Linked DNA regions of Homo sapiens: region 2 is linked to region 1. Evidence: read pairs that join two places in POLR2A ChIA-PET (ENCODE). Cell type or tissue: A673. All regions are shown on one strand. Links, peaks and the distances in the headings refer to the core of each region. The heading gives the core; the rest is flanking DNA.

Region 1 (11,659 bases), core at 4,140-8,139:
GTCTGTTATGTTCTGAACCCACACATGTTTTCGGAAGGACCAGATGGCTGACACTGGCTAATGGGAACCAAAAGACGAGTGAAAGTAACCTGGTTGTCACATACCCCCAGCTTAGAGGTGCTTCACCCTGCCCCAAGGTCAATTTCTTTTTTCTCTAGAGACTTTACCCCATTATATCAAAAACCTTTACTACAGCCTGACTTTATCTGATGTTAGAGTATCATTAAGTCAAGCAGCAGCATTTATTGAGTGAAAAAAGATTGTACACAGGACTGGAAGAGAAGCATCTGCCTTTAAAATACAGTAGAAGGCCGGGCATGGTGGCTCATGCCTGTAATTCTAGCACTTTGGGAGGCCAAGGCAGGTGGATTGCCTGAGCTCAGGAGTTCGAGACCACCCTGGGCAACATGGTGAAACCCTGTCTCTCCTAAAAAAAAAAAAAAAAAAATTACAAAAAATTTGCCGGGCATGGTGGTGCACACCTGTAGTCCCAGCCACTCTAAAGGCTGAGGTACAAGAATTGCTTGAGCCCAGGGTCAGAGGTTGCAGTGAGTGGAGATCGCGCCGCTGCGCTGCAGCCTGCGCGACAGAGCGAGACTATGTTTTTTTTAAAAAAAAAAAAAAAAAGGAATTAGAACCTTGTGGTTTAGAGCTGGGATTTTTAGAGTCATGGGTCTGGGTTCAAATCTAGCTCCTTCACTCATGAGCTCCTTGAAAATGAGCAAGTTGCTTACTCCAAGCCTCAGTTTCTCATTGTAAAATGAGAAGAATAATAATACATTCTTCACATTTGATATACAAATGGATGAAATATTATGGATAAATTATTTACTGTGCCAGGCACTGTGCTAAATAGCCAACAGATATTAGCCTTCGTTTTTCTTAGTGAAGAGCTCATAATCAAAAGAGAAGGTAAGCACAAAGACAAAAACAAGACTTAAAAAGCTACAGAAACATGACTGGGCACAGTGGCTCACGCCTGTAATCCCAGCACTTTGGGAGGCTGAGGCGGCCATATCACAAGGTCAGGAGTTTGAGACAAGCCTGACCAACATGGTGAAACCCCGTCTCCACTAAAAATATAAAAATTAGCTGGGCGTGGTGGCGTGTGCCTGTAATTCCAGCTATTCAAGAGGCTGAGGCAGGAGAACTGCTTGAACCTGGGAGGTGGAGGCTGCAGTGAGCCAAGATTGTGCCTTTGCACTCCAGCCTGGGCAACAGAGCGAGACTCCATCTCAAAAAAACAAAAACAAAAAGCGTAAAATTGAATAGAAGTGCTAAAGCTAAAGAAAGTCCTAAAATAATTGGAATAGGCAAGTTTCTGAGGCTTCATGAAAGAGGTAATTCTCAAGCATATGGAAGAAGATTGATATAATTCAACTTGTGTAGTCAAGGTGTTCCAGGTTTAGAGAGTGACATAAAGATACTTAGGAGTCGTTATAGACTTCTAAACAAAAAAATGATTTAGTAGCTGACTTTTCCTGACACAATGCAAAAGACAAGTTGACTAAGTAAAAATAGCTCTAGCCTAGAATTACATAAATTAATCCAAATGGTAGAGACAGCCCTGAAGGCCCAGCAAATGAGAAAACTGCAGAACTTGGCAGTAGACCCAGTGGGTAACCAATAAGATATAGTCAGAAGTGATTACAAAGGTGTTGGGAGCAAATTAGATGGTCAAGGGATCCGGAAGAGAGAAATCATGAGGTAGGTTTTCTTCTTTGAAGGTGGGGAAAGATCAAGTGCAGACTGAGCTGTGGCCAACGTTTGCAGACCAGGAATCCACACTAGCTCTAATCAGAGAGCCCTTGGTGTGCGGGAACTGCCAGTTTGCCGACGTGAAAAGAGTCCCAGACTGGGTAATGGTGAGCCCTGAAGTCGCACCCCAGCTCTGCCACTCAGTGAGCACGGGTAAGTCATCCACCTCCTCCAGGTGGCCTTGATGGCCCTCCCTCCTCTGAGACTAAAGAGAGGCCACAATGCCCAGAGCAGCCTCCTTCCTGTCTCAAGAAAGGAAAGGATCTCAGGAACCCATTTCATGTGGTAGCAGCTTTTAGTTGTGGGTTGTAAACAACCCTCTGTTGCCAGGAAAGTCAAATTGCAACCATAATCACTGATCCTGAGCAGTAAATGTGACATTGGTTAATTCTTCTGTGAGGGCCTGAACGCTGGTTCCCTGGAATGTTGCAGACCTTTGGAATCGGGGCAGTTACACTGTTCTCATTCACAAGCTTTTCTCTGAGTTGGCCTCTTCTGAGCACTAGAGTTGGTTGCAGAAGTGTCTTTCTACAGTTTGCCAAGCACTTTATGCAGACAGCAAGAATTACCGTTTTTTTAGTACTGTCCTATCAGTGTGTCCTGACTTTTTACCTCATAAGACCAAGTTGGCTGAAGCATAGGACATCACTGAGTGCTTTGAAACAAAGCTGTTTGATTCCTGTTCACTGAATGCCATTTCTTTCAGGGTAGATTTAAGGACTTTCCCCTTAAAGTACAGTGCTACTGACTCTAGATTGAGGGTTCAAGCCACCCCGTGGGTTAACTTCAACAGATGAAAATTTTTCCTTGGCTACAGCAACATCCCTAATCCTGACCAGCCATGGAGAGGTTCGGTTCTTACAAGGAAAATGAGTGAATGTGGGAATGGCTCACCACATTGTGAAAACAAAACTCACATCCTGCTGATGGTTGGCTGAGGACTGTCATGTCCACATACAAAGAAAAGCATGTGGCACAGTTTTAGGACAAAGGTGAGCAGAGATCCACCGTGGAAAGGGGCATATTTTCTTATAGAGAGACCATCCAAGGCATGCCCCTCGGTAAGCAGTGTTGGTGGGTGACCACGGTCACACGCATGGAGGCTTGCTTTCCCCTGCTCCTCATACCCACTCCCTAGCAGTTTCTGGTATTGAGCACCCCCTTAGTCATGCCTTGCCCAGTTAGCCATTGATCAGCCTGTTTCCAGAGCAAGCCATGGGTATTAGATTGCAGACAGGACTTAGTCTCCCTGTTCAGTGAAGATGTTTGGAATACAGAAGTGACCCTAAGCTGTTCTGAAAAGAGTTGAGGTAAATCCTATTCAGTAGAACATAACAGAGCAAAGGGCAGACTTGGTGTTTGGGACCATTGGTATAGGCTATTAGGATCAGAGAAAGGATATTTAGCAAGGATACAAACTCAGATAATAATTCTTGCCTGAAGAAGTGTGGTTAACATTTCAAAAGTTGAAGTCTTAGAGTACCTTAGTTTTAAAAATACGTCATTCCAGTTCTACCTTTTCAGAATTATGACTGATAACCTGAGCAGTACATCAGCTATTGAATGACGAAGATGAGCGCATTGGCAATGGGATAAGAATGGACTAAAGTTTAGAGCAGCCCATGTAATTCAGTGTGGCTTTTGTTTGTGGTATCCAGATACCTGTCTATACTTGGTAAGACTCATGGTGCCTGCCTTTTTTTACAGGGAAAATGACAGCAACTTCCCCTCATTCTTTTGACTAGGTTTGTGAGGATAGAATGTGACCAGAGGAAAATAGTTTTGGTAAAGACAACACAGTGCTTGGGATCAGACGAATTTTGGATTTCAGGGTTTTTTTTGGGATTTGGGAATGTTTGTATTGTACTTAATGGTTGAGCATTCCTAAACAAAATCCAAAATGTTCTGATGAGCAAATTTGAGCATCTTGTTGCTGCTCAGAAAGTTTCGGATTTTCGAGCATTTCAGATTTTGGATTTTCGGATTCAGAATACTCAACCTATTGCAGAGAAACATTAAAGAAAGGAGTTTCTTCTCTTACTTGAAGGGTGTTGTGTATTGAATAGTGAGGTCATGCTTTTTATTCTTTCATATGCATAGGGGAGGAAGATTGAAAGTGTATCGCAGGGCTCTTTGTGTTTCTGTCAATCCCTGCTGTGGAGGGGTTTTTACATTTGTCTTAGATTCTTTCTCCTGAATTCCTGCATCCTATGAATTATTGAAAGGTGTTCTTTGTTTTTAATAGAGCAGAAGAGGAAGGATTTCTGCTGTTAGAATTAGAGAAATTTATCTCTTGGGTTGTTTTGTGAGGCTTATTCACAAGTCACACCAGAGATGTATATACATATATGTACACACGTGCATACATATAATAGTATGTATACATGCATGTGTGTATTTTATATTCCTTTTTACTCTGACAGAGGATTCAAAAGGAGATTGCTTTCTGAGAAAAGAGATTTGTTTCACGTTACTTGCTGCAAAGCACAAAGGGAGTGTTAAGCTTGGCTTTAAAAGGCTCTAGTGTTAGTTACCAGGAAGAGCTTTACTTTGTTGAAGGCACTAATTAATTCAGGAACAGTTAAAAGTGTTTAAATGAACTAAAATTGGGACCCATACATAAAAGGTATTTTAGATGATAAAAATGTATCCCTTTTCATCTGTTGGTGTCTGGTGGTACCATCCTAGTGCAGGCATGTCAAATTTTAGAGTTTAAATTTTCCATTTTTGAAGCCCAGCACAGTGGCGTGTGCCTGTAATCCCAGCTACTTGGGAGGCTGAAGCCGCAGGATCCCTTGATCCCAGGAGTTCAAGTCCAGCCTGGATAACATATTGAGACCCCATCTCCATTGTTAAACCAAAGGAGCACTAATTTTAACACTTAACCTGTCATGCTTTTGATGTTAGTCGAAGCCTTGGAGATATGCAGTATACTTCCCTCATTTCATGAATAAACTAAGACCCAGAGAAATAAAATGATTTAAATTTGCTCTTCAAAGTTTGTAGCAGAACCAAGACTAGAACCCAGGTCGGTTCTTGCTGCTTCAGTCTTAATAGTTAGGGAGTTTCAGCCCTGGTGTCAAACCACAGGTTTGAATGCCAGCTCGGCGGGGTTTTTTTATGCAAGTTATTTAATATTCTGTGCCTTGATTTCTTCATTTGTAAAACAGAAATAATAGTACCTAGCTGATGGGTGCTATGAATATAAACTACGATACCATTGCTTAATAGAGAGATTGTTTAGTCAGAGGTAACATTTTATTTTTATTATCTAGTCTTCTGTCTTAATTTATTTCTATCTTATTCACTCTATTTATTGAATGAAATTAAGTCATTCTTCAAGTAAAGCAGACTTGGTAGAAACAACCACACTGATCTGCTCTTTGCTTTATTCTCAGAACAAGAGTCCGTATCAGATATGGTTTGTTGTATGCGAAGATGTTTGTTTTAATCTTCCAAACCCACTCAGCATGTCAATGGCAGAGAGAAGTGACAATCAGATGCCTGATTTGATCCTTGAACTGAACTTTGATATGTTTCAAATAGATTTTTTCACAGAATAGTAGCCAAAATTTTTCTGTAAAATAAATTTAATCTCAAGTCAGCTAATTTAATAAATGTTTTGGATACCCCCAAAACAGGCTTACCAAGTGACCCACTTGTTGGAACTTTTTAGAAGTAAATACTGGGGGAGGTTTGTAGGGATTTTTCTGTAACATTACCAGTTGTCCCTGTAACTCAAGGAAGTTTTATTGGCAAGATATGCCTTGCTTCATTCTCAGCTTGCAAAGAAAGATTCATCTGTCGTAACATTAATTTTTATTTTTAAATTAACCTGCCTCCACTGAACAGATTGTCACTGCTTTCTCTGAAAGGTCAGGATAAGTTCTGCATATGAGCCTTGGAACAGGGTGATCTTTGAGTCTGGGAGAATGTATTACCATGTAGGTCTGACAGAAGCATCACTTGCCATCAGCGGCCACTGGGCTTTCTATTTCAGTTGACCTGCAGAGCTTAGGATGTTGCATTCTGTGACCACCCCCTCTGCCCAGTAGTTGTAACCCTTCACTATTTTGAGGAAAACAGTTGGTATTTTCCTGTGGTTTGTTTAATCCTCAGGATTCGGTGATGTCCTTCTAAGATCACGTTAGATCAGTCCTGGTCATTCAGTCATTGAACAGTGCCGAGCCAGAGTATGACTCGAAGGGAGTGGAGGCCATTCCATCACGCCCAGGCCAAATGTCCCTCCTCCCTCCGCATGGCGTCAGGCTCTCACATGGTGCCAAAAGCAGTGATGCTGTGGACAGAGGAGACTTGGGACTGGTCTTGACAATTAAATTCAGGAGGGCACTTTTGTTGTTGTTATTGTTTTGAATCCATCTAGAGATAAACCAAAGTAGAAAATAGTTGAGTTGGTTTTTTATTTGCCTTAAAAGAAAAATTGTCTCTGAAAATAATAGTATAGTTTTCCTAATGACCCATTCTATCTAAGAAAGGAAAAAGCAGCTACATTATATTATCTATTAATAGATTTTTAGTCACTGTAAAGCACTTTTGAACATAGTAAGTCAGGGATTTCGAGAGGCTTTACTTGCCTTTTCTAAGATAACAGCATGTTCAAAATCCTTCTTATTAAGCTGCTCAGCAATTCTAGCCTATGGAAGCGTGAAACTATGTTTTAAAGACTTCACAGCCCATAAATTGAGCCAGGTGGCTTCTGAATTGTGTTACTGCAAGGCACTTCCTGTTAAATAACCGGGTGTGTCTGTGTTAATTTTTTTTAATGGAGTTGACATTCAGTGCCACTCAGACATTTCAACATAAAAAACCCTCCAACGTTGTTACCTACACATTGTAACCTAGCACATTGTCACCTTGAGAGACTGTTGTATGAAAGGAACTCTTTAGTAAAGGAAAAATTCCACAATTCTGAGTTCTCACTTATTTAACATGTTACTGAGTATAGCATCACATTCTAAAGAAACTGGAGGCCGGGCGCAGTGGCTCACGCCTATAATCCTAGCGCTTTGGGAGGCCCAGGAGGGCGAATCACCTGAGGTTTTGAGACCAGCTTGGCCAACATGGCAAAACCCTGTCTCTACTAAAAATACAAAAAGTAGCCAGGCATGGGGGCGTGCGCCTGTAATCCCAGCTACTCGGGAGGCTGAGGCAGGAGAATCACTTGAACCCAGGAGGTGGAGGTTGCAGTGAGCTGAGATCGCACCACTGCGCTCCAGCCTGGGCGACAGCGAGACTCTGTCTCAAAAAATAAAATAAATAAATAAATAAGTAAACTGGAATCATTTTTTGTCAGCAGGCTGAGTGACCCTCTGACAAGTCTTGTAACTTGTTTGTAGTGTCAGTGTGTTTAAATGCAGAGGAACACTAGTCTGTGTGCCCGTGTACACACAGCCTTACTAGAGTTTAAAGAAATTGCTTGTAACTTTCCTTTCTGATTAGTTATGATCAATAAGATGGTTTTGGTTTTTAAATATAGGCAATGGTCACAAAGCTGGACTTTTCACAGCTGTGTCAGACCAAACTAAATATTTCTTGAAAACATAATTTACAGGGCATTTGTATAACCTTGCTTATAAGTATCTTACAAATTTTGCACTTTAGCTATATAAATTGTACTCTTTAATAGGCATTAGTAGGATGGTGGGGGTTCTTTTGGTTATATGTTAAGCCACCAAACCTCTTGGCTGGAAAAGATGTAGCAATACCATTTAAAGAAGTTTGCACGAGTTGTATACAGATTTCAGAGAATTCCATCCTATTCTAAAACTTCATGGAAATGAATTTGGAATCTCACAGGGAAGTAAACAGCTCCAGTCTTTTTTTCACTGATAATCACATGTGACAGATGTGTTTACGTAGAGGAACAGGAACCTTAAAAAAAAGTTTTTTACTTTCACATGATTCAACAGTTATTACACAGTGCCTGAATGTAGGTCTAATTGTTCTCTAAGATACCACTTTTAAAGCTAAAAAAGATGAGTTTTATGTGGTGTTTGAAAGAGCGTTATATGTCTTGTAGCATTATATATTTTGGATTCTTATACCAAGCATCCCTGTCTTTGCAGTTGCCACCAACTACTTGGGAAACAAAAGAAGTGTCCTGTGTATGTAGCCAGCCTCCTCCTAGAAAGATAGGAGTCTACTTTGAGAAGTCTCCCTACCTCTTTCAGTGCCTGTTGGCACAAAGCAAAGTGGTTTCACCTGAAGAGAAGACAAAGTTGATCCTTAGTTTGCAAAATCCACCTAACCTTTGCTAAGCATGAACCTCATTGCTTTCTCTTTAATGTTAGTGAAGCTGGATGTCAAAATGGTACCAACCAGTATTTTCTTTGCTCTCTTCTAGATATGGTTTTGTGGAGTTTGATGATCTGCGTGATGCAGATGATGCTGTTTATGAACTGAATGGCAAAGACCTTTGTGGTGAGCGAGTAATTGTTGAGCATGCCCGCGGCCCACGGCGAGATGGCAGTTACGGTTCTGGACGCAGTAAGCATTCAAAGGGCATACTTTTATCAGTAACGTGCTTTTGTTATCATGCTAATTTTTAAAGTAATTAATTGATATTACATTTAAACGTATTGATGTTTAAGCTATTTTGTAAATTATGTATCTTTTTTAAAAATGTAGAATTACAAATAAGCCTTTGATAATGTTTAATTTTAATTAAACTAATGACAATTTCTTGTTTATAATACTTTATAAATATGTTTAATGATGTGTGTTTGTGTTGTTGTTGTTTTTTTCTCTGTAATGCAATTGTTTAACATAGATTTAACAAAGACCTCAATGTTTTAATTAAAAGAATCCTTTGAGGCTAAGATGACTGCCTGTTCCATTTGCTGACCTTGGGTTACCTTTCCATGCGTGGCTCTTTGAACCATTGTGGCCCTTGGCTGACCAAAAACAGGAAGCCATGTGACGACCGCAACCTTTCCCCATTAGACCTGGGTGGTGAGGATCCCAAGGGTTAGACACAGATGAGATTAAACTGAAATAGGTGCCTGAAAATCTTTTTTTTTCCATATAAAATATTCACAAAATGTTTAATCACTGTGAGTAACACCAGTAACTGATTTAGTAATTTGGTTACTTATTTCTAAATTGTTAAATTGTTAATAGTTTTAAATTTATGCATGTTAATCTTAAATGCAAATATTAATGAATATGTATACTTACAACTTTTTAAATTAAATGTTTATATTTAGCTGATTGCTTCTTTAAAAATCTATTTTAGAATTAAGGGTGGGAATAGAGTTAAAACGTGCTATTGTTTGGGGTGGGGGTAAATAATATATTTAAGGGGGGGTGTGTGCTGTGTCATTTTTTTTCCTTTTCTTCCACTGAAATAATCTTATTTATTTGAACCTTCCAAAGGTGGATATGGTTATAGAAGAAGTGGCCGAGATAAATATGGCCCTCCTACTCGCACAGAGTACAGACTTATTGTGGAGAATTTGTCAAGTCGGTGCAGCTGGCAAGACCTAAAGGTTTGGGCCCCATTAACCTTTTGGGGTAAGGTTGGGCAGGAGTTAAAGTTGGGAAACAGGTAGATTTGTGCAGGCCCAGGCATACACAAAATACAGTGTTATATGTTTGAAAGCCTGCACAGAGCTGGAAATAATTAAAGTGCCATATGAGTACAAAATATATCAGAATTATATTCCTGCTATACATTGTGGGACCATCATTCTAAGGACACATTTGTGAGTTTGGTTTGGTTTGGTTTGGTTTGGTTTGGTTTGGTTTGGTTTGTTTGAGATGGAGTCTCGCTGTGTTGCCCAGGCTGGAGTGCAGTGGCACCATCTCTGCTCACTGCAGCCTCCGCCTCCCGGGTTCAAGCAATTCTCCATCTCAGCTTCCTGAGTAGCTGGGATTACAGGCACCCGCCACCATGCCCGGGTAATTTTTTTGTATTTTTAGTAGAGACGAGGTTTCACCATCTTGAACTCCTGACCTTGTGATCCACCCGCCTCAGCCTCCCAAAGTGCTGGGATTACAGGCGTGAGCCACCGCGCCCGGCCTGATTTTGTTTTGTTACAGAGTCTCTGTTGCCTAGGCTGGAGTGCAGAGGCACAATCATGGCTCAGAGATTGGTTGTCACTATGTTACCCCGACTGGTCTCGAACTCCTGGCCTCAAGTGATCCTTCAGTCTCAGCCTCCTCAAGTGCTGACATGACAGAAACCTGGCCCAAATGTGTGATAACGAAATTTCTCTCTGTAAAGAATGTTTGAAACCCTGTCTCTACTTAAAAAGATACAAAAATTAGCCGGGCGTGGTGGTGGGCACCTGTAGTCCCAGCTACTTGGGAGGCTGAGGCAAGAGAATTGCTTGAACCTGGAAGGTGGAGGTTGTAGTGAGCCAAAATCATGCCACTGCACTCCAGCCTGGGCAGTAGAGCAGGACTCTGTCTCAAAAAAAAAAAAAAGGGTTACAAGAAGATGGCAGTGTAGCTACTCACCAGTCAATAAAATGGTTGAAACCATCAGTGTTTCCTGCAGCATTTGCTATAACATGCAAATTCACATCAGCTTCAGTGTGTATCCTTACTGGTGAAATTGACAATCTGACCCATGTTTTTTCATAAGGTTTTTGATGGAATATTTGTCCTGAAAGAGGTTTGGTGTCAAGAATTAAGATTCAGTGCTAATGTTGGCCATCCAGTGTACTGGTTCCAGCTTTTTTTTTTTTTTGAGATGGAGTCTCGCCCTTTCGCCTAGGCTGGAGTGCAGTGGCGCCATCTCAGCTCACTGCAACCTCCGCCTCTGGGGTTCAAGTAGTTCTGCCTCAGCCCTCTGAGTAACTGGGATTACAAGTGCATGCCACCATGCCCGGCCAATTTTTGTATTTTAGTAGAGGCGGGGTTTCACCATGTTGACCAGGCTGGTCTCGAGCTCCTCCTGACCACAAGTGATCCACCTGCCTTGGCCTCCTAAAGTGCTGGGATTACAGGCGTGAGCCACTGCACCCGGCCCCACTTATTGACAACAGTGTTTTTAATCTCAATAGGAAGAAAAACTTACTGAGCAGTATCATAATCTGAATGGTCTTAGGAGGATGCATGAAACAGGTTTTGTTTTCTGTCTCCCTTCTCGCTTTTTTTGGCCATATTTAAACAAGTCATCTCTAGCCAAATGAGTGAAGTGTATTTAGGTTCAGGAAAGAATAGTTAGGAATCCTTTACATTTGTATAGTTTAATTTAAAGCACTTTTTTGTTTTTCTTTTTAAAATTTAATCCCAGCAACCTTCAAGTAACATGCAGAAGAGCTGGGACCAGGACTCCTGACTCCCAGTCTGCTGTTTTTTCAGGTGCATCATGCTTATCGTCAGCACCGTAGCAGACCTTTACTGAATGTCTGCCAGCAAGATTCTGCTTGCTGAAGGAATGACTCCAGTATTCTGAGAGTTAGGGATTGAACATCATGGGTAGAAACTGGAAAGCTACTCTCTTCATCAGTAGAATGCTAACTCGTCATGTAGTGCCACTAAATGTAATATTAAATTAACTTCTTAGAAAACCTCTTAATTTTTTTGTTAGAACAGAGCTTAGTTACTGTTGGGGGAAAGGCTTATGGGGTGCCTGTATAAACTGGCCATAAAAATATGGGACAATAAATTGTGCAAAGCCACAAGAGGCCTCTTGTGGGAGGAGGAAAGCCTTATCACCATTATGTTCCCATGCTCTCAGCAAGACTTGCTCTCTTATCCATAAACACTGTGTTCAAGGAGAAAGACACTCCTTTGAAGCACTGGAATGTGGCCAGACATGCAGGCTCCTAGTTAAGCTCGCTCCCACCAGCTACTCTCCGATAAGTTAAAGATATGCTGTCTAAGCACAAAGGAGATTCATTTAAACTGCCACTGCTGTAGATTACGTGTA
Region 2 (11,659 bases), core at 4,303-8,302, 56 kb after region 1:
AGCATGGGTTCAGGTACCTTTACCTTCGGAATAACAATAGCTCCATTTAACTGAGCTCACCATGTGCCACCAGCTGTTCATCCAGTATTTCACCTGATTCTCACAACAACCCTGAGAGGGAGATACTATCATCTTCATCTTACAGATGCAAAATGGAGGCCCAGAGAGTTAACAGCTAGAATATATTAAGAACCAGCAATTGAATCAAGTCTTGGAATCCAAAGCTCATGTTCTTTCCATTACATTTCCTGGCTCCTCAATCTGTGGCCTCCATCCCACAGGCCTCTTACTTTGATTGTCTTTGTCTTTCTTCTCAATTAAGAGCTAGAGTGGCCAAAGAGGCTTTTTGCAGATGAAGATGGCAAACAAACTCCTGTATTCATCGGTCTTCCTGCCCAGGGACCCCTCCCAGGCCCAGATCTCTTCAACATTCCCACCTGATCATGGTCAATATCAGCATCTCCTGTGATCACAATTCTCTTTTCAATACGTGTCTCTGAAATCCCACCTTTTACAGTCTGGAACCAAAGAGAAGATGTCATATGAGATCAGCGATATAACAAGAATTAAAAAAAAAGAAAAAGAGGCCAGGTTTAGTGGTTCACACTTGTAATCTCAACACTTTGGGAGGCTGAGATAGGAGGAATGCTTGCGGCCAGGAGTTTGAGACCAGCCTGGGCAACATAATGAGACCTCGTCTCTATTAACAAACAAACAAACAAAAAAAGAAAAATAGCAAAGATTATTCCGAAAGCTCCACTCCAAATTTTAATCTACTGCTGGGTACTGCAAAGGACAGCTTTCTAACCTACTTGTCCAAAATCTCAACCAGACCTGCTACTTCTACTCCCTTGTAGAGTACACTTCTACTCCCCTGGATTATTAAAATCTTTGTTTTTTTTTTTTTTTGAGACAGAGTCTCGCTCTGTTGTCCAGGCTGGAGTGTAGTGGTGTGATCTCGGCTCACTGCAACCTCTGCCTCCCGGGTTCAAGCAATTCTCCTGCCTCAGCCTCCTGAGTAGATGGGACTACAGGCACGCACCACCATGCCCAGCTAATTTTTGGATTTTTAGTAGAGATGGGGTTTCACTATGTTGGCCAGGCTGGTCTCAAACTCCTGACCTTGTGATCCACCCACCTCAGCCTCCCAAAGTGCTTGGATTACAGGCGTGAGCCACCACATCCAGCCTTGATTACTACAATCTTTTTTATTTATTTATTTATTTATTTTTTGAGACGGAGTCTTGCTCTGTCGCCCAGGCTGGAGTACAGTGGTGCGATCTCGGCTCACTGCAAGCTCTGTCTACTGGGTTCACACCATTCTCCTGCCTCAGCCTCCCAAGTAGCTGGGACTACAGGCGCCTGCCACCACGCCCGGCTAATTTTTTCTATTTTTAGTAGAGACGGGGTTTTTTGTCAGCTAGGATGGTCTCGACCTCTTGACCTCGTGATCTGCCCGCCCCGGCCTCCCAAAGTGCTGGGATTACAGGTGTGAGCCACCGCGCCCAGCCTGGATTACTAAAATCTTTATTAAGCTAAACAGAAAGTCACAATTCTGTATTTACTTTCTCCTTTTTCTTCCTCCTGAATACCACAGAAATCTAGCAAGTAAACAAAATAGGACTTTCTGTGCTCTTCTCTCATACATTTCTGTTTTAGAGACTGGATACTGATGCTATACATTTTAATTGATCATTTTCTTTTTCTTTTTTTTTTTTTGAGATGGAGTCTTGCTCTGTTGCTCAGGCTAGAGTGCAGTGGCATGATCTTAGCTCACTGCAACCTCCGCCTCTTGGGTTCAAGTGATTCTCCTGCCTAAGCCTCCCGAGTAGCTGGGACTATAGGCGTGTGCCACCATGCTCGGCTAATTTTTATTTTTTTAGTAGAGATGGGGTTTCGCCATGTTGGCCAGGCTGGTCTTGAACTCCTGATCTCAGGTGATCCGCCCGCCTTGGCCTCCCAAAGTGTTGGGATTACAGGCATGAGCCACCATGATCATTTTCAAGAGGAAAAAAATCTGAAGGCTATGAACAAATATGTCACACAGCTTGAAACTGGGCTCTTGTATTTTAAAGCATTTTCATATTATTGATGTCAAAAGGTCCTCACATAATCTCCTGAGGGTGAGTAGATTTCTCTTTCTGGTAGATGAGGAAAACCAAGGTCTAGACACATTAAGTTAACTAGTTTCCAGTCATCTGTGTATTGATGAGAGAGCTTGGTCAAGAAGCTATATTTCTTACCTATTAAAAAAAGTATTTTCCTCTAGTGTTACAGCAAACATCGATTGCCTCTGATTTTCTGGGGGTAGTTCCAATTTTAGATATTTTCTCTCTCTTGCTTCCTATAAACTACATTCTAATAATTCCAATATTTCAGCATCCAAACAAGTTCTCATGGCCTTGTCCCTGGAATGCTGTAAAAATTCTTCCTCAGACCCAGAGTTCTGATTTTGGGCTTGGAAAATATGGTTGTATAAAAATACCAAAAATAATTTCCCTGAAGCTGACTTTTTGTTTTGTTTTGTTTTTACAGAGATAGGTTTTAGGGTCTTGCTCTGTCACTCAGGCTGGAGTGCAGTGGCATGATCACGGCTTACTGCAGCCTTGATGCCCTGGGCTCAAGTGATCCTCCCACCTCAGCCTCCCAAGTAGCCGGGACCACAGGCATGCGCCATTATGCCCAGCACATTTTTTTTTTTTTGTATTTTTTTGTACAGATGAGGTTTCACTATGTTGCCAAGGCTAATCTCAAACTCCTGGGCTAAAGGGATCCACCTGTCTCAGCCTCCCAAAGTACTGGAATTACAGGTGTGATTACACCACGCCTGGCCCCTTAAGTTAACTTTCTATTGAGATAGAGTCTGCTCGCTCACCCAGGCTGGAGTGCAGTGGCGCAATCTCTGCTCACTGTAATCTCTGCTTCCTGGGTTCAAGCAATTCTCCTCCCTCAGCCTCCCGAATAGCTGGGACTACAGGTGTATGCCGCCACACCCGGCTAATTTATGTATTCTTAGTAGAGACGGGGTTTTACCATGTTGGTCAGGCTAGTCTCGTACTCCTGATCTCAGGTGATCCACCTGCCTTGGCCTCCCAAAGTGCTGGGATTACAGGTGTGGGCCACCATGCCTGGCCATGCTGACTTTTTAAACTTACTTCCACAGCCAGACAGGGGACTCACTGACCAGAGAGACAGATGTGTAAAGAGAACAACCACACCTACCTTTAGGAGACTACTAAGTAGGCAGGGATACTCTCAGGGTATCTCCCTAGATTTATTGCTGGGGAAGGCAGCAGGGCCTTTCCATCCAGGACTCTTTGAATAATGTGGCTTACTAGGGATGGAGCTGAAAATATTTGCTTATGGACTAGGGTCCTTCTTGCAGAGAGGTGGCAGCAAGCTTAGCCTGCCCCTGGGTTCCATAAAGAGGTTCTAGCTGGTCTGTTACCTTGGTAATTTGAGTTGTGGTGGTGCTGCTTGGGGTCTCAGATGTGATAGTTTGAGCTGTCAGCAAGACTCCTGGGTCCAAGTCTCCACTGTTGTCGTCAGTCTGCAGAAGAAAGCATGGCTCATCATCATGCCTCTCAGGAAGACTGGGCAAATGTTGCAGGCTGCAGCTTTGCTCTTCAGCTGCACATTCTGATGCAAAAATCTCATTCCCTTAGAATGACCTCTTTTTTTTTTTTTGAGACGGAGTTTCACTCTTGTCGCCCAGGCTGGAATGCAGTGGCGTGATCTCAGCTCACTGCAACCTCCGCTTCCCGGTTTCAAGCAATTCTCCTGCCTCAGCCTCCTGAGTAGCTGGGATTACAGGCATGCACCACCACACCGGGCTAATTTTGTATTTTTAGTAGAGATGGGGTTTCTCCATGTTGGTCAGGCTGGTCTCAAACTCCCCACCTCAGGTGATCCGCCTGCCTCGGCCTCCCAAAGTACTGGCATTACAGGTGTGAGCTACCGCACCCGGCCAGGGTAACCTCTTTTTTTTTTTTTTTTTCAGGGTAACCTCTTAACAAATAAAATAAATTGGGCCATGCTCGGTGGCTCATGCCTGTAATCCTAGCACTTTGGGAGGTGTAGGCGGGTGGATCACCTGAGGTCAGGGGTTTGAGACCAGCCTGGCCAACAGAGTGAAACCCTGTGTCTACTAAAAAAACAAAATTAGCCGGACGTGGTGGTGCTTGCCTATAATCCCAGCTACTCGGGAGGCTGAGGCAGAAGAAATGCTTGAACCTGGGAGGTGGAAGTTGCAGTGAGCCAAGATCCCGCCACTGTACTTCCAGCCTGGGCAACAGAGTGAGACTCTGTCTAAAAATAAATAAATAAAATAAAATAAAATAAATTCCCTGGGCACAAAGTTCCTTCTAAGAAAGTTGGATGGGTATAGTTTCCTTAGCACTGAGTCAGTGACAGGAATGGATCAGAAATAGGAGGCAGGGGCCGGGCACGGTGGCTCAGGCCTATAATCCCAGCACTTTGGGAGACCGAGGGGGGCAGATCACCTGAGGTGGGGAGTTTGAGACCAGAATGACCAACATGGAGAAACCCCATCTCTACTAAAAATACAAAATTAGCCGGGTGTGGTGGTGCATGTCTGCAGTCCCAGCTACTCGGGAGTCTAAGGCAGGAGAATAGCTTGAACCCAGGAGGCAGAGGTTGTGGAGAGCTGAGATTGCGACATTGCACTCCAGCCTGGGCAACAAGAGCGAAATTCTGTCTCAAAAAAAAAAAAAAAAAGAAATAAGAGGCAGGAACATAGCCACAGGTCAACATTAGTGACAATAATTAAGCACATGTATAGCATTTTATAGTTCACAAATGCCTTTCAAACATTAGCTTTTTTTTTTTTTTTTTTTTGAGATGGAGTCTTGCTCTGTCACCCAGGCTGGAGAGTAGTGGCGTGATCTCAGCTCACCGAAACCTCCACCTCCTGGGTTTAAGCAATTCTCCTGCCTCAGCCTCCTGAGTAGCTGGGAATATAGGCACGCGCCACCACGCCCGGCTAATTTTTGTATTTTTTTTTTTTTTTTTTTTGAGATGGAGTTTCGCTTCTGTTGCCCAGGCTGGAGTGCAATAGTGTGATCTCGGCTCACTGCAACCTCTGCCTCCCAGGTTCAAGCAATTCTCCTGCCTCAGCCTCCCAAGTAGCTGGGATTACAGGCGCCTGCCACCACGCCTGGCTAATTTTTGTATTTTTAGCAGAGATGGAGTTTCACCATATTGGCCAGGCTGGTCTCGAACTCCTGACTTCGTGAACCGCCCACCTCCACCTCCCAAAGAGCTGAGATTACAGCTCTTTGAGCCACCGCGCCCAGCCGCTAACTAATATTTTCTTCAGCCAAGACCAGTCATCTACTTTAGATTCAGACTCAACTAATATTTATTATACTCCTACTATGTGCCAAGCATATAATTCAACTGTTGTCTCAATTATGCCTCTCAATATCTGAGGGAGGAACCATTATTATACACATTGTACAGTTAAGAAAACAGAGCTCCAGAGAGGTTAAGAATTTGTCCAAGACTCTAATGGGTGTTTGAACTAGGACTCAGGGCAAGAAACTCCCTGTTTGAAGTCTGGGGTTTGGGTCCCCACTCAGACAGTAACCAGCTGTGGAACCTTGGGCAAGTCACTCTGACTTCTCTGAGCTTTAGTTTTCTCATTTATTTGATTTTTAAATTTTTATTTATTTTATTTTTTGTTGAGAGGGAGTTTTGCTTTTTCCCCAGGCTGGAGTACAATAGTGGGATCTCGGCTCACCGCAACCTCCACCTCCTGGGTTCAAGCGATTCTCTTGCCTCAGCCACCCAAGTAGCTGGGATTACAGGCGCATGCCACCACACCTGGCTAATTCTGTATTTTTAGTAGAAACAGGGTTTCACCATGTTGGCCAGGCTGGTCTCAAACTCCTGACCTCAGGTGATCCACCCTCCTCAGCCTCCCAAAGTGCTGGGATTACAGGCGTGAGCCATTGCACCCAGTCTAGTTTTCTCATTTATAAAAGCAATACTGGGGACTGGGTGCAATGGCTCACACCTGTAGTCCCAGCACTTTGGGAGGCCAAGGCAGGCGGATCACGAGGTCAGGAGTTCAAGACCAGCTGACCAATATGGTGAAACCCCATCTCTACTAAAAATACAAAAATTAGCCAGGTGTGGTGGCAAACGCCTGTCGTCCCAGCCACTCAGGAGGCTGAGGCAGGAGAATCTCTTGAACCTAGGAGGTGGAGGTTGCAGTGAGCCAAGATTGTGTCACTGCACTCCAGCCTGGGTAACAGAGGAAGACTCCATCTCAAAAAAAAAAAAAAAAAAAAAAAAAAATCCCAGCTACTCGGGAGGCTGAGAGGTTGCAGTGAGTTGAGATTGCGCCACTGCACTCCAGCCTGGGCAACAAGAGTGAAACTCCATCTCAAAAAAATAAATAAATAAATAAAATAAAAAATAAAAGCAATATGGGAATATGTGTTCTGCCTACACCGTAGCACTGTTGTGAGCATACAAAGAAATTATACAAATAAAATTAGCTTATAAATTGTTATAACATGAATTTGCATGCCAGAAGGGCTAAAGCTTTTTGAAGAACTCCTCTATAAACCTGTGACTCTATCTTTATCTACCTCCTGCCCGCTCCCTCTAGTCTCTTTTCTGTCTCTGAAGAATGCTAAAGATGCAGGAGACACTGTTATGTTTTCCTACTTACCCTGTTCCCATACAGGGCCTGTTTTCCTTGATCCTCTTACCAATGTTTCCTCATACTGGTCATTTGTCCTATGACCCAGCAATTTGACTCTTAGATGTTTACTCAAGATAAATGAAACGCCCACAACAAGATTTGTGGCCAGGCACGGTGGCTCATGCCTGAAATCCCAGCACTGTGGGAGGCCGAGGCAGGTGGATTGCCTGAGGTCAGGAGTTTGAGACCAGCCTGGCCGACATCATGAAACCCTATCTCTACCACAAAATACCAATAAATTAGCCAGGCATGGTGATACATGCCTGTAGTCCAGTTACTCTGGAGGCTGAGGCAGGAGGATCGCTTGAACCAGGAGGCGGAGGTTGCAGTGGGCTGAGATCATGCCACTGCACTCCAGCCTCGGCAACAGAGCCATACTCTGTCTCAAAAAAAAAAAAAAAAAAAAAAAGATCTGTACATGAACATTCATAGCAGCTTTATTAATATTTTCCCAAACTGAAATTCATCCAACTGTCCATCAACAAATGAATGGATAAACAAATTGTGGTATATTCATTCAATGTAATACTATTCAGCAATAAAAAAGAGGGAACTACTGATTCACATAACATGGATGAATCTAAAAAATATTATATTCAGAAAGAAGGCAGACACTGTTGGGTACGGTGGCTCAGGCCTGTAATACCAGCACTTTGGGAGGCCAAGGTGGGTGGATCACCTGAGGTCAGGAGTTCAAGACCAGCCTGGCCAACATGGTGAAACCCCGTCTCTACTAAAAATACAAAAATTAGCCAGGTGAAGTGGTGGGCACCTGTAATCCTGGCTACTCAGGAGGCTGAGGCAGGAGAATCGCTAGAATCTGGGAGGTGGAGGTTGCAGTGAGCTGAGATGGTACTACTGCACTCCAGCAGCCTGGATGACAAGAGTGAGACTCCAATTCAAAAAGAAAGAAAGAAGCCATACACAAAAGTGTACTACTGTATACTTCTACTTACATGAAGTCCAAACCAGGCAAAACTAAGCAATACTGATAGAAAGCAGAGCACTGGCTGCCTAAAGGGGTAGAAATCAGATGGAAAAGGCTATGAAGCCAGTTTCAGGGGTAATGTTCTGTATCCTAAATGTGTCTTGGTTACACATGTATAGCCATTTGTCAAAACCAATCAAATTGCTAGGCATGGTGGCTCACATCTGTAATACCAGCACTTTGGGAGGCTGAGGAGGGAGGATTGCTTGAGCCCAGGAGTTCGAGATCAGCCTTAGCAACAAAGTGAGTCCCGTGTGTACAAAAAATTAAAAAATTAGGCCGGGCACAGTGGCTCACACCTGTAATCCCAGCACTTTGGGAGGCCGAGGCGGAAGGATCATGAGGTCAGGAGTTCGAGACCAGCCTGACCAACATGGCGAAGCCCTGTTTCTACTGAAAAAAGAAATACAAAAATTAGCCAGGCATGGTGGCCCGCACCTGTAATCCCAGCTACTCAGAAGGCTGAGGCAGGAGAATTGCTTGAACCCGGAAGGCAGACGTTGCAGTGAGCTGAGATCATGCTACTGCAGTCCAGGCCAGGTGACAGAGCGAGACTCCGTCTCGAAAAAAAAAAAAAATTAAAAAGTCACATGTAGTGGTGTGCGCCTGGAGTCCTAGCTACTCATGAGGCTGAGGTGGGAGGATCACTTGAGCCCAAAAGGTCGAGGCTGCAGTGAACTGTGGTCATGCCACTGTAACTCCAGCCTGGGCAACAGTGCGAGACCCTGTCTGTGCATTTCACTGTATGTAAATTTTACCTCAAACACACCCATATACACACATAAAAAACTACACGTAAAAACTATCCCCTCTGACCATGTTTTCCAAAGCACAGAGACTGTGAATAAATAAAAAAATGGTGCTCCGGCTTACTTATCCAGCAAGATAATAAAAGCAAAAGTAGAAATAGTAAATAAATAATAACAATTGCAAATGAATATCTAGTGCTTATTATCTGCCAGGCACTTTGGAAACATTTATGTGCATTAATTCATTTATTCCTGACAACAATCCTATGAGGTACAACTATTAGCCACATTTTACAAATGAGGAAACTGAGGCACATGGCGATTTAGTAATTTGACTGCACACTAGTGACAGGGCAGGTTCAAAGCCAGGAAATCTGACTCTGACTCGAAAGTCAACACTCTTCCCCACTCTACCCCACTGTCTAGCATAAGTAATAAAAAGCAATGTGGGCCGGGAGCAGTGGATCACGCCTGTAATCCCAGCACTTTGGGAGGCCAAGGCGGGCAGATCACCTGAGATCAGGCATTCGAAACCAGCCTGACCAACGTGGCAAAACCCATCTCTACTAGAAATAAAAAAATTAGCCGGGCATGGGGGCGCATGCCTGTGGTCCCAGCTATTTGGGAGGCTGAGGCTGGAGAATTGCTTGAACCTGGGAGGTGGAGGTTACAGTGAGCCGAGATCGCGCCACTGCACTCCAGCCTGGGTGACAGAGTGAGACTCCATCTCAAAAATAAATAAATAAACAAACAAACAAATAAAATAAAAAGCAATTTGTATCTTGACTGTCTTAAGCCTGGTTAAAATGAAATAAAGGCAAATGTTTAACAACGCAATATAATAATAGCTACCATTATGAATAGCTAATAAATACCAGGCAAACATTGTGCTTATTTCAATAACTTGATCACAGTATTTTTCAGAAGAGAAAACTAAGGCTCAAAAAGATAAGGGACTTGCCCAAGGTCACAAAACTAGCAAATGTCGGAATTAAGACCTAAGTCACTCTAATTCCAAAGCCCACGGGCTCTGTCAAGAATATCACGCTGCCTTTATATTTCTCTAATATGTCAGGATATTTTAAAATGACTGCTTCCATTTCCTTTTTTTGTAGGAGCTACCTACACCCACACCACAGGGACTTCTGTGGTCAGTGTGGCTCTAACTTTTAAAACAATTTATTTTGAACCATTTAAATTTTGGGGGCGCAGGGTGCGGTGGTTCATGCCTGTAATCCCTGCACTTTGGGAGGTCGAGGCGGGCTGACTACTTGAGGCCTGGAGTTTGAGACCAACCTGGCCCACAAGGTGAAACCCTGTCTCTACTAAAAATATAAAAATTAGGCTGGGTGCGGTGGCTCACACCTGTAATCCCAGCACTTTGGGAGGCCAAGGTGGGTGGATCACCTGAGGTCAGGAGTTCGAGACCAGCCTGACCAACATGGTGAAACCCCGTCTCTACTAAAAGTACAAAAATTAGCTGGGTGTGGTGGTGGGTGCCTGTAATCCCAGCCACCTGGGAGGCTGAGGCATGAGAATCGCTGGAACCCAGGAGGTGGAGGTTGCAGTGAGCCGAGATGGCACCACTGCATTCCAGCCTGGGCGACAAGAGGGAAACTCTGTCTCAAACAAAAATAAAAATAAAAATATGAATATAAATATTAGCCAGGTGTGGTGGCATGCACATGTAATCCCAGCTACTCAAGAGGCTGAGGCACGAGAATCACTTGAACTCGGGAGGCAGAGGTTGCAGTGAGCTGAGATCATGCCACTGCACTCCAGCCTGGGCTACAGAGCAAGACTGTCTCTAAATAATAATAATAATAATAAAATAAAATTTTTTGGCTATGTCTATGCTATAAAAATTTTAATACTTCAAAATGTTTTACAGTGAAAAGTCAGTTTCCCTCCCACTCCTGACCCGAGTCCTGCAGTCTCAGTCTCCTTCATCAGGGGCCACTATACGTTTTGGTTGTTGGTTTTTTGTTTTGTTTTTTAGTACCCATTCAGAGAGAGTGTATTGATATACAAACCTAAACACACATAGCTGCAATATACATCCCTTCTCCCCTCCATAAACAGTACCACCATAGTGCACCATGCTTGTTCACTTACCAATTTATCATGTAGCTTGTTCCCATCAGAAGCTTTTATTAAAGGCCACACAGAATTACCTTAATTGGATGTACCATAATGTATTTAACCAGCTCTCCACTGATGGACATTTAGCTTGTTTCCATGGTAGTGACAACTTAAAGGGATTCTGCCATATGAAGTAATTATTTCCTATATCCTCTGGCTAATAGCGTGTACAATTTTTAAGTAATTTCCTATTCCTTTCTTTTTCAGTCCCCTTCACTGCCAAGACCTATTCATTCATTTCTCTGTCTCTCTCGACTGACACATTTCTTTTTTCTTGTTTCCTCAGACACTTCAGTTCTTTACAAGCATTTCTCCAGAGATGTTCTAGTCATATTCCTGGTCCCAGACCTCTCCCTACTTTATTTTGTTTTTTTGATACAGGTCCTCACTCTGTTCCCCAGGCTGGAGTGCAGTGGCACAATCACAGCTCACTGCAGCCTCGAACTCCTGGGCTCAAGGGAGCCTCCGCCTCAGCCTTCCGAGCAGCTGAGACTATGGGTGCGTCCACCACGCCTGGCTCATTGCTTCAATTATGCCACTTTGTTAGTATCGATAAACTTTACGCAACCTCTCATTATTTGTTTATTTATTTACTTATTTATTTTTGAGATGGACGCTCGCTCTTTCACCCAGGCTGGAATGCAGTGGCATGATCTCGGCTCACTGCAACCTCCACCTCCCAGGTTCAAGCGATTCTCCTGCCTCAGCCTCCCAAGCAGCTGGGACTATAGGTGCACGCCACCACGCCTGGCTAATTAAACTCTCATTATGTACCAAACTCAAAATCTGCACTCTAGACCACGAAAGAGAGAATAGGGAAGCATACTGACACTAAGTGTCCATAAACATGCCCAGTGCTTTGCAGACATCATTTCACCTAATTTTCCTCCAAAGCTTGCAATGGTCAGTGGTATTATCCCCACTTTACAAACAAGGAAATACAAGCTTAGAGAGATTAGCAACTTGCCTAAGGTTACCTAGTTGGTACCTACCTGATTGAGCTAGGATACAAATTCTATTTCTCTCTTTCTCTTTTTTTTTCTTTTT

What was found. Peaks named below come from ENCODE experiments on the same cell type or tissue, not always from the same donor. Only the 100,000 strongest peaks of a DNase experiment are listed, where the experiment ranks them.
Region 2: POLR2A ChIA-PET joins it to region 1 with 9 read pairs; 4 of 35 experiments call an interaction of 5 or more read pairs at or near these places.

Annotation. Positions count from the first base shown.
Region 1 is chr1:29,156,981-29,168,639 of GRCh38, reverse strand. SRSF4 (serine and arginine rich splicing factor 4) reads left to right here. Exons shown (of 6, transcript NM_005626.5): 2 at 8,123-8,265; 3 at 9,154-9,266. It also overlaps a transcript of MECR not described here. Among named protein-coding and RNA genes, the nearest start is that of SRSF4, 19 kb to the left of the region's middle. RefSeq lists an enhancer at 3,538-4,158. In A673, for the core only: no CTCF peak of the experiment used is centred there; a DNase peak (open chromatin) is centred at 6,439; H3K27ac peaks cover 2,033 bases.
Region 2 is chr1:29,101,227-29,112,885 of GRCh38, reverse strand. It overlaps EPB41 (erythrocyte membrane protein band 4.1), which reads right to left. Exons shown (of 21, transcript NM_001376013.1): 18 at 3,449-3,550; 19 at 438-518. Among named protein-coding and RNA genes, the nearest start is that of TMEM200B, 17 kb to the left of the region's middle. In A673, for the core only: no CTCF peak of the experiment used is centred there; no DNase peak of the experiment used is centred there.